Regions from separate parts of the Homo sapiens genome. Here region 1 is linked to region 2. Evidence: read pairs that join two places in POLR2A ChIA-PET (ENCODE). Cell type or tissue: Panc1. All regions are shown on one strand. Links, peaks and the distances in the headings refer to the core of each region. The heading gives the core; the rest is flanking DNA.

Region 1 (5,382 bases), core at 261-5,260, 520 kb before region 2:
AGGAGTGCTGTGGTGCAATCTCTGCTCACTGCAACCTCCGCCTCCCCGGTTCAAGCGATTCTCCTGCCTCAGCCTCCTGAGTAGTTGAAATTACAGGCACCCGCCACCACACCCAGCTATTTTTTGTATTTTTAGTAGAGACGGGGTTTCACTATGTTGGCCAGGCTAGTCTCGAACTCTTGACCTCAAGCGATCCACCCACCTTGGCCTCCCAAAGTGCTGCGATTACAGGCGTAAGCCACCACACCCTGGCTGGCTTCTTTACTGCAACCTGTTTTATCAGCAAGGTTTTTATGACCTGTATCTTGTGCTGACCTCCTGTCTCATCCTATGACTAAGAATGCCTAATGATCTGTGAATACAGTCCAGTCGGTCTCAGCCTCATTTTACCCAGCTGCTGTTCAAGACAGCATTTGCTCTGGTTCAAATGCCTGTGACAACTTGTCTAGTTTACTGCTTCCCAGGCTCAAAGCTACAAGAGTAGGTCCAGGGTGCTCTTCAGCCCTCATTTCTGCAGCAGCAAAGATGAAAGTCAGACAAAATAAGCCAAAAAGTGCTGAACTATGACGGCTAAGTCCTCAGGGGTTTATTAGACTTTACTTCCCTCGGACATTGAGAAAAGTCTTCAGCTGAAGTCCATTAAGCAAATTGAAACACTGGAGAAAAATAAACATAGATTGAGGTAGATAGCAGTTTTATGAGAGCAAGGAAGCATTTAGTTCTAACAAAGCTCCCGTCTGTTACTTGGACTCTTGGATGCTCTTAAAACTCTTAAGATACTGTTCTCTCCAAGATATTTCTTTATGACTGCTGGCAGTCATAAAAGAAAGTTAATAGAATTTTTTCCCCCACAAATACAAAATCTGGTACAACCAAAAATAAAAATATAATCACATTGTTTCTCAGTACAATTCCTGACACCAAGCCATTTGTCCTTGTGTCTCCAGACAGGGAATTAAATAATAAACCCAAGACTGTGGTATATTGGGTACATGCCACATAGTGCTTGGACTTCAGATGAAACCAAACCACACTAATATACACTTCCCCCAAAGTGGAAACCTGTATGTTAGAGAATCACTTCAAATTCATACTTTGGGGGAATGATTAGCAATATCTGAAAAACAAGACATTTTATTTCCAAATCTTTAATAATGCAAAATTAAAAAAAACCTTTTGTTGCACCCCTGTGATGTGCAATGTTGGGCCTATGACACATGCGAAGAAGGTGAACAAAAGATTTATATGCAAATCACCTTTCTTGCAGATGATTCCGTGCATTTATTTTAGGCATTTAAAAATAAAGTCACCACTTGGACTTTGTCTCCAAGGCAAGGAATATTCCCTCAGGGCGATGACTTTCAAAGCTCTACGCATGCATATTTTCCTAAGGGACAGGGGTGAAGCCAGCATTAGGTTTTTCCATTTCACATTCTGTGGCATATTCAGAGGCCCTGCTCTCTTCCTCACCTTGTCCTGAGGTTATGGAAACAGAGCCTGGTGCCAGCCTCATTCTCCAGCAGATCCACATGCATGGCCTTGTTCCTCTCCAGGGGGCGGGGCTGCAGAAGATGGAGGAGGTGAAATACAGATTTAGTCCTTGGATTTTCTAAGCCAAGTAAATTCAATATTTCAAAACATTCTCACATTTTAAAAGGCTCGAGCTTTCTAAATACTGCAAAATTATTTACTTCCAAATATTTCCAGCCTTGCTTCATACTGAACATATATGTGCATAATTACAGACATTACATATTTCCAAAGAAATAAGGGGGGAGCAAAACCCCTGAGTCATCTAAACTCATTACAAGTGAGAACTATTGTTTTGCAGAAATGTCACAGTATTTTCTTAAAGGGAAAAAAAGCAAGTTGTACTAATTTTGTAATAGATAAAAGCAAAATTTCCTCTTTTATGTGCAATTGGTTCCAAAGGAGAGTCTCTCTGAAATATAAATGGCCAAAGTCTCCCTCAGCCCAAGTAAATATCTCCCAAAAGAGCCCATAATAATCTCAGAGCTAGCTGCTGCTCTCTTGACACTGAAAATCAAATTAAATCTGATTATCCTTTCTAGCAGGGCACGGGAAAGACATAACCAGTTTAAACCCACAGAAACCCCGAGCTTCATTTTTGCCAATCATTCTAACATTGTCTCCCTTGAAATCTTTCACAAGATGTGCCTTGAAAAAACAAAATGGGCTAATTTGGCTCCTCCTGTGCTGTCTTTTCTCACTGGTTAGTGAAGACACTATGGCATGCATTGTGCAGAAACCAGAGACAAGAGGTTCAAATACTCCACAAACCAGATTACCAGCCAAAGGAAAAATCTAAAGGAGCAAGAGTTTCCCCAAACCCCCAAATGAAATTAGAAATAATAACCCCCTGGAAGTGCCCAAGGTCTTTAACATTTGTGGAATGCTTGGTTAATATCAAATATTATGACCACATGTGTGTTAGCAGGCAGAATTCCCACTCAACCCTGGAGTCTTGACTTTTCTCATGCAACCTCACTAGTGGCAGAAACTCTGCTGTGAAAACCTAGATTTGTAATTAGCATTATCTCCTGTTAAAAAGACTATGTGTACAACAAAGTGTAGAATTCTATGCTGTGTAAAATATGGAGTTTAATTATAAAATGGGGAGCCTGAGGGGTGGGGGTGCCTTCTCAAATGGGGCTGGTGACCCACTGCCCTTGGAGTGGAAGATAAATGGGGACCAGCCTTCTGAGCACTCAGAGGTTTGGGAGGGGCAAGGGGATCTGATTAAAGTAGACGGAGAAATTTTTTTTTGCAGAGATTGTGAAAAAAATGACAACTTCTAAGGGGGACAGAATGCCTTTATTCAACATCAGCCACCATGAGCAGAAGCACACTTCTCAATTACAGCTGACCCTTGAACGCCAGGGGTTTGAACTGTGTGGGTCCACTTACCTTCAATTTTTTTTCAGTACGAGTTGCACATAGTATGCCTGACTCTTCTGCTTCCCCTTCTACCTCCTCCACCTCTGCCACCCCTGAGACAGCAAGTCCAACCCCTCCTTTCCCCCCTCCTCCTCAGCTTACTCAACATGAAGACAACGAGGATGAAGACATTTACAATGGTCCACTTCCGCTTAATGAATAGTAACTATATTACTTTTCCTTGTGATTTTCTTTTTCTTTCTTTCTTTTTTTTCCAGAGTCTCACTGTGTCACCCAAGCTGGAGTGCAGTGGCGTGATCACAGTTCACTGCAGTCTTGACCTCCTGGGCTCAAGTGATCCTCCCACCTCAAGCCTCTCAAGTAGATGGGACTTCAGGTGCAAGCCATCGTGCCTGGCTGATTTTTGTATTTTTTGTAGAGACGGGGTCTCACTTTGTTGCCCAGGCTGGTCTTGAGCTCCTGGCCTCAAGTAGTCTCCCCACCTCAGACTCCCAAAGTGCTGGGATTACAGGTGTGAGCCACCACACCCAGCTGTGATTTTCTTAATAACATTTTCTTTTCTCGAACTTCTTTTATTACAAGGATACAGAATAGAATACATATACCCTACAAAATATGTGTTAATCAACTATTTATGATGTCGGTGAGGCTTCCAGGCAACAGTAGGCTATTAGTTGTTACGTTTAGGGGGAGTCAAAAGTTATAGATGGATTTTTGGCTGTGTGAGAGTTGAGGCCCCTTTTATTCAAGGATCAACTGTAATTTGAATGATGGATATTGGGCAATGGCAATAATTTGCTCTTCTTGTTTAGAATTGTGCTATACTAACACTGCTATATTAACAAAGGAACATGATGACATGTGCTTTCATTTTACACTGATATGAGCCGGTTATGTGGACAGTTGCATCTCCGGATTAAATGATAGTTTATTATTATTCATTTGTTGACTGAGCGCCCATAACCATGTCCTATTAACTCAATATTCATTAAGCTCTGACTGAGTGTCTGGCACTAGGACTCTCTTTCTCGGAGCAAGTCACTCGATCACAAATATTGACTCAACAAGCACTTACCAAATGCTTAACTTGGAGCCAAACTTTGTGCTACACATTAAAAAGGCAAAAAAGTAACTCCCTGGACCTCAGCTTTTTTTAATCTGTAAAGGAAGGTACTGGACCACAACAATTTTGGGGGGTTGCCTCCGGTTTTTAAAAAAACAAGAAATCTCATTTTGGTTTTGTTTGTTTATAAATAATTACCTTTAATTTATAAACTCCAAGAATCTAGATTCATTATTGCGGCTTCTCCTGATTCTAAATTAGACATTCGAAAGGTCACCAGATGATTCCATGCTCACCGTTGGAGCCCGCCAGCACTGGGAGATCGATGTGAACTGGAATTTTCAACACATGCTTACAAATTACTGCAAACCCCAGATACAATAAACACATGACAGAGAGGGAATTGAGATCCTTAGAATCATTTCATAAAACGCCTTTCCCACTTGATAATGGCAACATAATCAGGATTCCAGCAGAGACGGGGCCCTCCTGTGTGAGGAGGAGCTCAAGGCTGGAGGTGGTGGGGTTGGTGCCTCCTGTCCCTCTTATCCGTCTCAAAGTAACAATCATTTTGCCATTGACAGGAGCCCACAGTTGTAAGCCTGCTGGGTTTCTGATTTTTCTTATTCTGGGAGTGCACGGTTGGATTAAATGATGGAAAAAATCATGCCACACAGACATTTTCCTTTGAAGATGTTAAGGAGAGTTCAGCCACAGTGCAAGTTCTTTCTGCATTTATCTTGGACTTTAAAAAAAAATTGGAAATGGCTATAACATGACATGCTGACATATGAGAATAAAAATGGGAAAGATCTGTAAAGATGTTGGCAAAGAAAAGAGGTCTACCAATGAGTGGGCATTTGTAGGAAAAAAAGTAGCAAAATGCATTGGGCACAGGACTGAATGTTCACACACACATGCACACAAATACGTACACACTCACATACAGACACACACATAGCAAGAGAGATTCTCCAAGGGTTAGAGCACCAATAACTGAAGAAATTCCTGGGGTACCACAAAGGTAGGGAATTTGTGTTTCATGGAGTAATGCGTGTTATCCTACTGTCCTGAACTGTGTGTGCCTAAAGGATTTTGGAGTGTTTGGGATCCTGGAAAATTTTCTGCAAGCATTTGGCAAATGTTGAAAATGTCATGGAATTGAAATAATTTTTAACAGACCCAGTGCAAGATGAGTGTGGCGTGGAAGACGCTGAAGGATTCATGTCATATCCATCCACCTGCCTCCAGGCTGGGCAGAACACAGCCTGCAGAAAAGCTATTTAACTTAGCAGGCTCAAAAGTAGCAGTTCTTAACATTGTGAAAGTCCCACGTTCCTTTGAGAATTTGGTCAAATTTAGAGTGTGTCACCAGAAAAATGAACATGAATACCCCCACT
Region 2 (5,382 bases), core at 145-5,144:
GAGAGAGAGAGGGAGACAGAGAGAGGCCTGCACTTCTCTGAAATTATCCTTCCACAACAATGCACTATCTTTTCCTAATAAGGCCGTCCACACTCTCAGACAGAATTAGCCACATAATGCTGTGCAGCTATTCAAGTTCTCTATGCCACGGAATGTCCGACACCAAAATGACAAACATCTATTTATGTGTTTAGTGATAACAGTGTTTATCTACCATTCAATCACTTCTCTTACATCTTACAAAAAAAGGCTCTGCTCTTGGTAATGATCCTGGCCTGAATTTCTCCCAACCAAACATGGGAACTCAAAAGTTACCACCAATGCTGTCTAAAGTTATAGCACGCTTTCCAAATGGGCCTATTTTTGCCATTTTAAAGCTGAAGATAACAAATAGTTAATGAGCGAGGCATTCATCTGGAGGTGGTGGTAGCAGAAGAATGAGTTTATTCTGGCCACGGGCCTGGAACGAAATCTCTTTTCTCCTTCGAGTGGCATTTTATTATGTTCGAGGTGCATTCTCTTTCTGGTTTGTCCCAAACTAAATTGAGTATGGAATGCACTCCAGTACAAACAGAACCCAGCTTGCTTGATAATAAAACTGGGGCTGGGCCTGCTGGTAATATATTGCAGTGTTATAGTCAAAAGTCTTTCTGGAGGAGAAAGAAAAAGCCAGAGTCATTGTTGATATGTATGAAAACCAGGAGTTGTTCAAGGATGCAGATCCATCCCTTTCCTTCCCTGCATTCTCCGAGTGGAGAGGGGTGATTTGGTGATGCAGTTTGATGAATTCTCAAGGGACAACTGTCTCAGAGAACTCAGGGAGCAAGACAGGGGAAAAGTAGTTGGGGATAGGAAGAGAGAAGAAAAGGTAAGACATTAATGCTGGAGAAGGCAGCAGGCAGGGAATGTCTTTCCGTAGGAGTTACTGGAAAGATTTGAGAGAGATTTTTCTGATCCAAAGACTCTGGGCAAAGAATACATCTGTCTTTCTTTTCCTTAAAAGAGATAGGTGTCTTAGGAAGACTTTGGTCTGGGAATAAAGTCTTTTGCTAATTCTCAATCACACAAAGAATATTCATTTGTTAGGCCAGGTGGAAGATCGCCCAGAAGGAAGTAATAAACTTGCTAACGGAGACTAAGAAATCTCTGTGATCTGATCAGCATGGAATGTCACGAAGGAAACTGACTTGGGCATGGGGATGACTGAGAGTTGAGTTTTGAGATAAACTGGAGGTGTGGCCACAGAAAAATGATTTGAGGACTCTGTGACTCAGTTTCTCCACCTGTAAAATGAGGGAGTTGTACCCAACGATCTAGGATTCTTCTTGAATCCACATTCCATGACTCTGGTCATGGTGAAGACCCAGCCCAGCAAAAGGAAGGTGCTGTTCCTCCCAGAATCCTGCTCAAGGACCACATCCCACTGCTGTGAAATGGGAGACATTGAGGTTCTTCCAAACATCATGAAACCCAACTGAAGCTGCAGGAGGTCAAGGCTCAATAGCAGCCTTGGCTTTGACTTTTGCATTGAAAGCCCAGATGGAAGAGACAGGCTCTTCTTCTGTGGTGTGAAATCCAACCCCTATCCCACTTGCTTAGCAGCACCATGCTGAAGTGATGTAACTATTAAAATGATGGTGATGATGATGGTATTACTACTGATAACCAGAGATAACACTTGATGAACACTTACTATCAGATGAGCCCCTTTCTAAGCACTTTACAGGTATTAAGTCATTTATCCTCTCTACAACTTTTGTCTTCAGTTTTACAGATGAAGACATCAAGACATGAAAAGCTTGGGTAACTTGAGTTAGGTCAGGCAGCTATTCAGCTGTGGGGCTGTAATTTGCTCTCCATCAAGCAATTGCAGTCAACACCATTCCTGTTTATATACTACTTTGTGACATCTCTTTTTGTCGTCTTGTATTGCATCTCTGCTTCAACTCTTCAGTGGCTCCATGTCACCTCGATTAAAAGATAAAAGCCAACCCCTTGGTAAGGAGCATCCTCTGACTGGATCATGCTCCCTCCCTGCCCTGTTTTTCTTGCCTAGTAACCAACCCACCTCCATGTCCACCTGGCAAATCCCTGCCCAGTCTTTGGGTCCTGCACAGGTCTTTTCTATGGTTTGAATACATGTGTCCCTCCAAATTTGCATGTTGGAAATTAACTCCCAAGGTCATGGTATTAGCGGTGGGGCCCTTGGAGGTGATTAAACTACGAGAGCTCTGCCCTCATGGGAAGGATTAGTGCCCTTATGCTGGGGCTTGAGGAAGAGCGGTTACCCCTTTTTTGCCATTTTGCCCTCTGTCCATTTCGGTATGTGAGGACATAGCATTTGTCCCCTCTGGGGGACACGGCAACAAAGCACCATCTTGGAAACATAGAATGAGCCCTTACCAGACACAAAATCTGTCAGTGCCTTCATCTTGGACTTCTCAGCTTTCAGAACTGTGAGAAATAAATTTCCATTATTTATAAATTATCCAGTTGGTGGTATTTTGCTATAGCAGCAGGAATGGAGCCAGACACCCTTCTAGGTAGACTTTTCGGATTCCTCCAGGCAGAAGGAAGCGCTTCTTCCCATGTTTCCCCACATTCTCTCCATTCAACCACCTCTCTGTTACAGGTCTGACCTCCTAGTACTAGAACTGCCTGCTTGTGTCCTATCTGTTTCCCCACTGGACTGGGAGCTGCACTGGATCTTATATATTTTTGTCTTCCCAGTGTCTTGAGCATAGTGGGCTTTCAATAAATATTTGCCGAATTGAATTATATTACTATGTAGTCTTGGATTTACATGCCTTCCCAAGTCAAATTTTAGATCATAAATCCTTGGAAGGCAAACATAAATCCTCTACAGTACATGTCCTAGAGCTGGGAGCATTGCTGATGCTAAGTAAATATTTATTAGGTGGTTGAGTAAATAAACAAGTACTTTCTGGAAAGGCTTTGACATAAAATAAGTAAAACGGAAACTTTGATCCAGTTATCAGGAGAAACACCCAATTTGGGGGATAATATCCACAGAGGTAACCAATGAGCTTGAAATGGTGGATAGTGAAAAATGAGGACATTGTTTCAGGAACAAAGAGCAACTAAAATGTTGCACAAGGAATATTGTGTTTTTTTTTTTCGAGACAGAGTCTCACTTTTTCACCCAGGCTGGAGTGCAGTGGCACGATCTCGGCTCACTGCAACCTCTGCCTCTTGGGTTCAAGCAATTCTCTGCCTCAGCCTCCTAAGTAGCTGGGATTACAGGTGCCTGCCACCACGCCCGGCTAATTCTTGTATTTTTAGTAGAGACAGGGTTTCACCATCTTGGCCGGGCTGGTCTTGAACTCCTGACCTCGTGATCCACCTGCCTCAGCCTCCCAAAGTGCTGGGATTACTGGTGTGAGCCACCGTGCCAGGGTGGAATACGGTCCTTTAGATTAGGAGAAGAGACTTATGAGTGTAGCATTAATCGATGTTTCATGCAATGAGAAATCTGTCTCCAAATTTTATTTTCCTCTTGAGATTGTACTGTTTACATTAAGCCAAAACCACTTTGATGCATTCATGCCATTGACTATTTTTTCTGCTAAATTTCAAGAAAGATAGCCAGGTGTGGCAGTTCGAGACCAGGTTGGGCAACATAGCAAGATCTCATCTCCAAAAAGAAAAAAAAATCAAGAAAGAAAATGCTTCCAACAGTCTACAAAGATAAACATACTTTCTTTATTGTCTCTTTGTCCAGTTACTTTCAAATAGTTCTACAGAATGCAATGTATTGAGATTTCTGGCCATGGAAAAAAACTTCTCACAATCTACAGATAAAAATCTTGAAAAGTTAGGCAAAACCACAGAGGAAATGTTTAAACAATAATAGATTCCTTATTTTCTTTTTTTAAAGGCTTAAACATTTATTTAAAGTAATTCTTATTTTCCACTTAATGTCATTTAAAAGGAGACTTCGGAATAAGATTTTCTTATAGGGCCCCAACTTAATCTATTACCCCTTAGAAACCCCTCACTCCCCAGAGATGGTCTCAAAATTTGGGTGGGAGTTTGTTGTTGCTGTTGCTTTTAGGTGGAAATGACTCTGTGGCCCATTTATTTATTTCTCATTTACTTCAAAAGATACAGTCCTGGAGGAGAAGAGATGAGCAAATCCAATGTGTGCTTTAAATATTTTCGTAATTGTTTCTGTATGTGTTTCTGGAAAGGGACTTTTTTTTTTTTTTTTGCTAAAGAATAGTCAAGAATATTACTGGCAGATGGAGTCCATCTGGAAAAGTGTTTAAGAATCATAGACTTTTTGTCTTAACAGGGGTTGATGGTCTGGTCCGACCTTTTCAGATGAGGAAACTGAGACCTCTCAGGGGTCTTGCAGAGGAGATGCCAGATGCAGGCAGAGTGGGGGATCCCATCCAGGTTTCCCAGTGCCCAGTCCAGTGGGCCTGCTGACAGTGCCGTGGCCTCGCAGAGTAGCTCTGCTTGTTTATCGTGACTTTGAAGGAAATCATTGGTTTAGGAAAACTCCTACACTATGGAGATTCTTTGTCAAAAAATATCCTAGATAATAAATCTACTTTATAAGCATGTGCGTTGTTGAATGGCAGGAAATGGAGAGGAAGAGGCACAGAAGTGAAGCCAGGAATGGGACAGCACATGAGCTAAAAATAAATAAATAAATAACTCTTGGCTGGATATGGTGGCTCACACCTGTAATCCCAGCACTTTAGGAGGCTGAGGCAGGTGGATCACCTGAGGTTGGGAGCTCAAGACCAGCCTGGCCAACACAGTGAAGCTCCGTTTCTACTGAAAAAAAAAAAATAAAAAATAAAAGAAAAACATTAGCTGGGCATGGTGGCACGCGTCTGTAATCCCAGCTACTCGGGAGGCTGAGGCAGGAGAGAAGCGCTTGAACCCGGGAGGTGGAGGTTGCAGTGAGTGGAGATCACGCTACTGCAGTCCAGCCTGGGTGATAGAGCAAGACTTTTTTTCAAAAAACAAAAAAACTCCTACAGGGACTTTTTGAAACACTAATTTAAATCATGGTTTTGTTTGTTTGTTTGTTTTTTAAGTCATCCATTGATGAAAAAAGATGACAGGCTCTCTAAGCCTTATAAATCATAGAATACTGGCCAAATAAATACAGCATAAAGTTGGTTAGGAAGGATGAGATTTGAAAATAGATGCAAGGTAGGTAAAGAATGTTCGTGCTAGACCCGAATAGCATACGTTTAAGTCTCTCGTTACAATGGAAGTGTTGAAAAGAATTAGAAATGAATTATATACAAATGGGCAGAAAAGACAAGAAGATACCTGCTCCAGGTAAGATAGGGCAGAAATTAGAAGCCTCGCTTACCAGGAGTGTAAAGTGTGATTTTAAGA

The links. Peaks named below come from ENCODE experiments on the same cell type or tissue, not always from the same donor. Only the 100,000 strongest peaks of a DNase experiment are listed, where the experiment ranks them.
Region 1: POLR2A ChIA-PET joins it to region 2 with 7 read pairs; 1 of 35 experiments calls an interaction of 5 or more read pairs at or near these places.

What each region holds. Positions count from the first base shown.
Region 1 is chr10:29,276,040-29,281,421 of GRCh38, forward strand. No RefSeq gene overlaps it. Among named protein-coding and RNA genes, the nearest start is that of LYZL1, 10 kb to the right of the region's middle. In Panc1, for the core only: no CTCF peak of the experiment used is centred there; no DNase peak of the experiment used is centred there; H3K27ac peaks cover 3,322 bases.
Region 2 is chr10:29,794,895-29,800,276 of GRCh38, forward strand. No RefSeq gene overlaps it. Among named protein-coding and RNA genes, the nearest start is that of SVIL, 160 kb to the left of the region's middle. In Panc1, for the core only: no CTCF peak of the experiment used is centred there; no DNase peak of the experiment used is centred there; H3K27ac peaks cover 4,207 bases.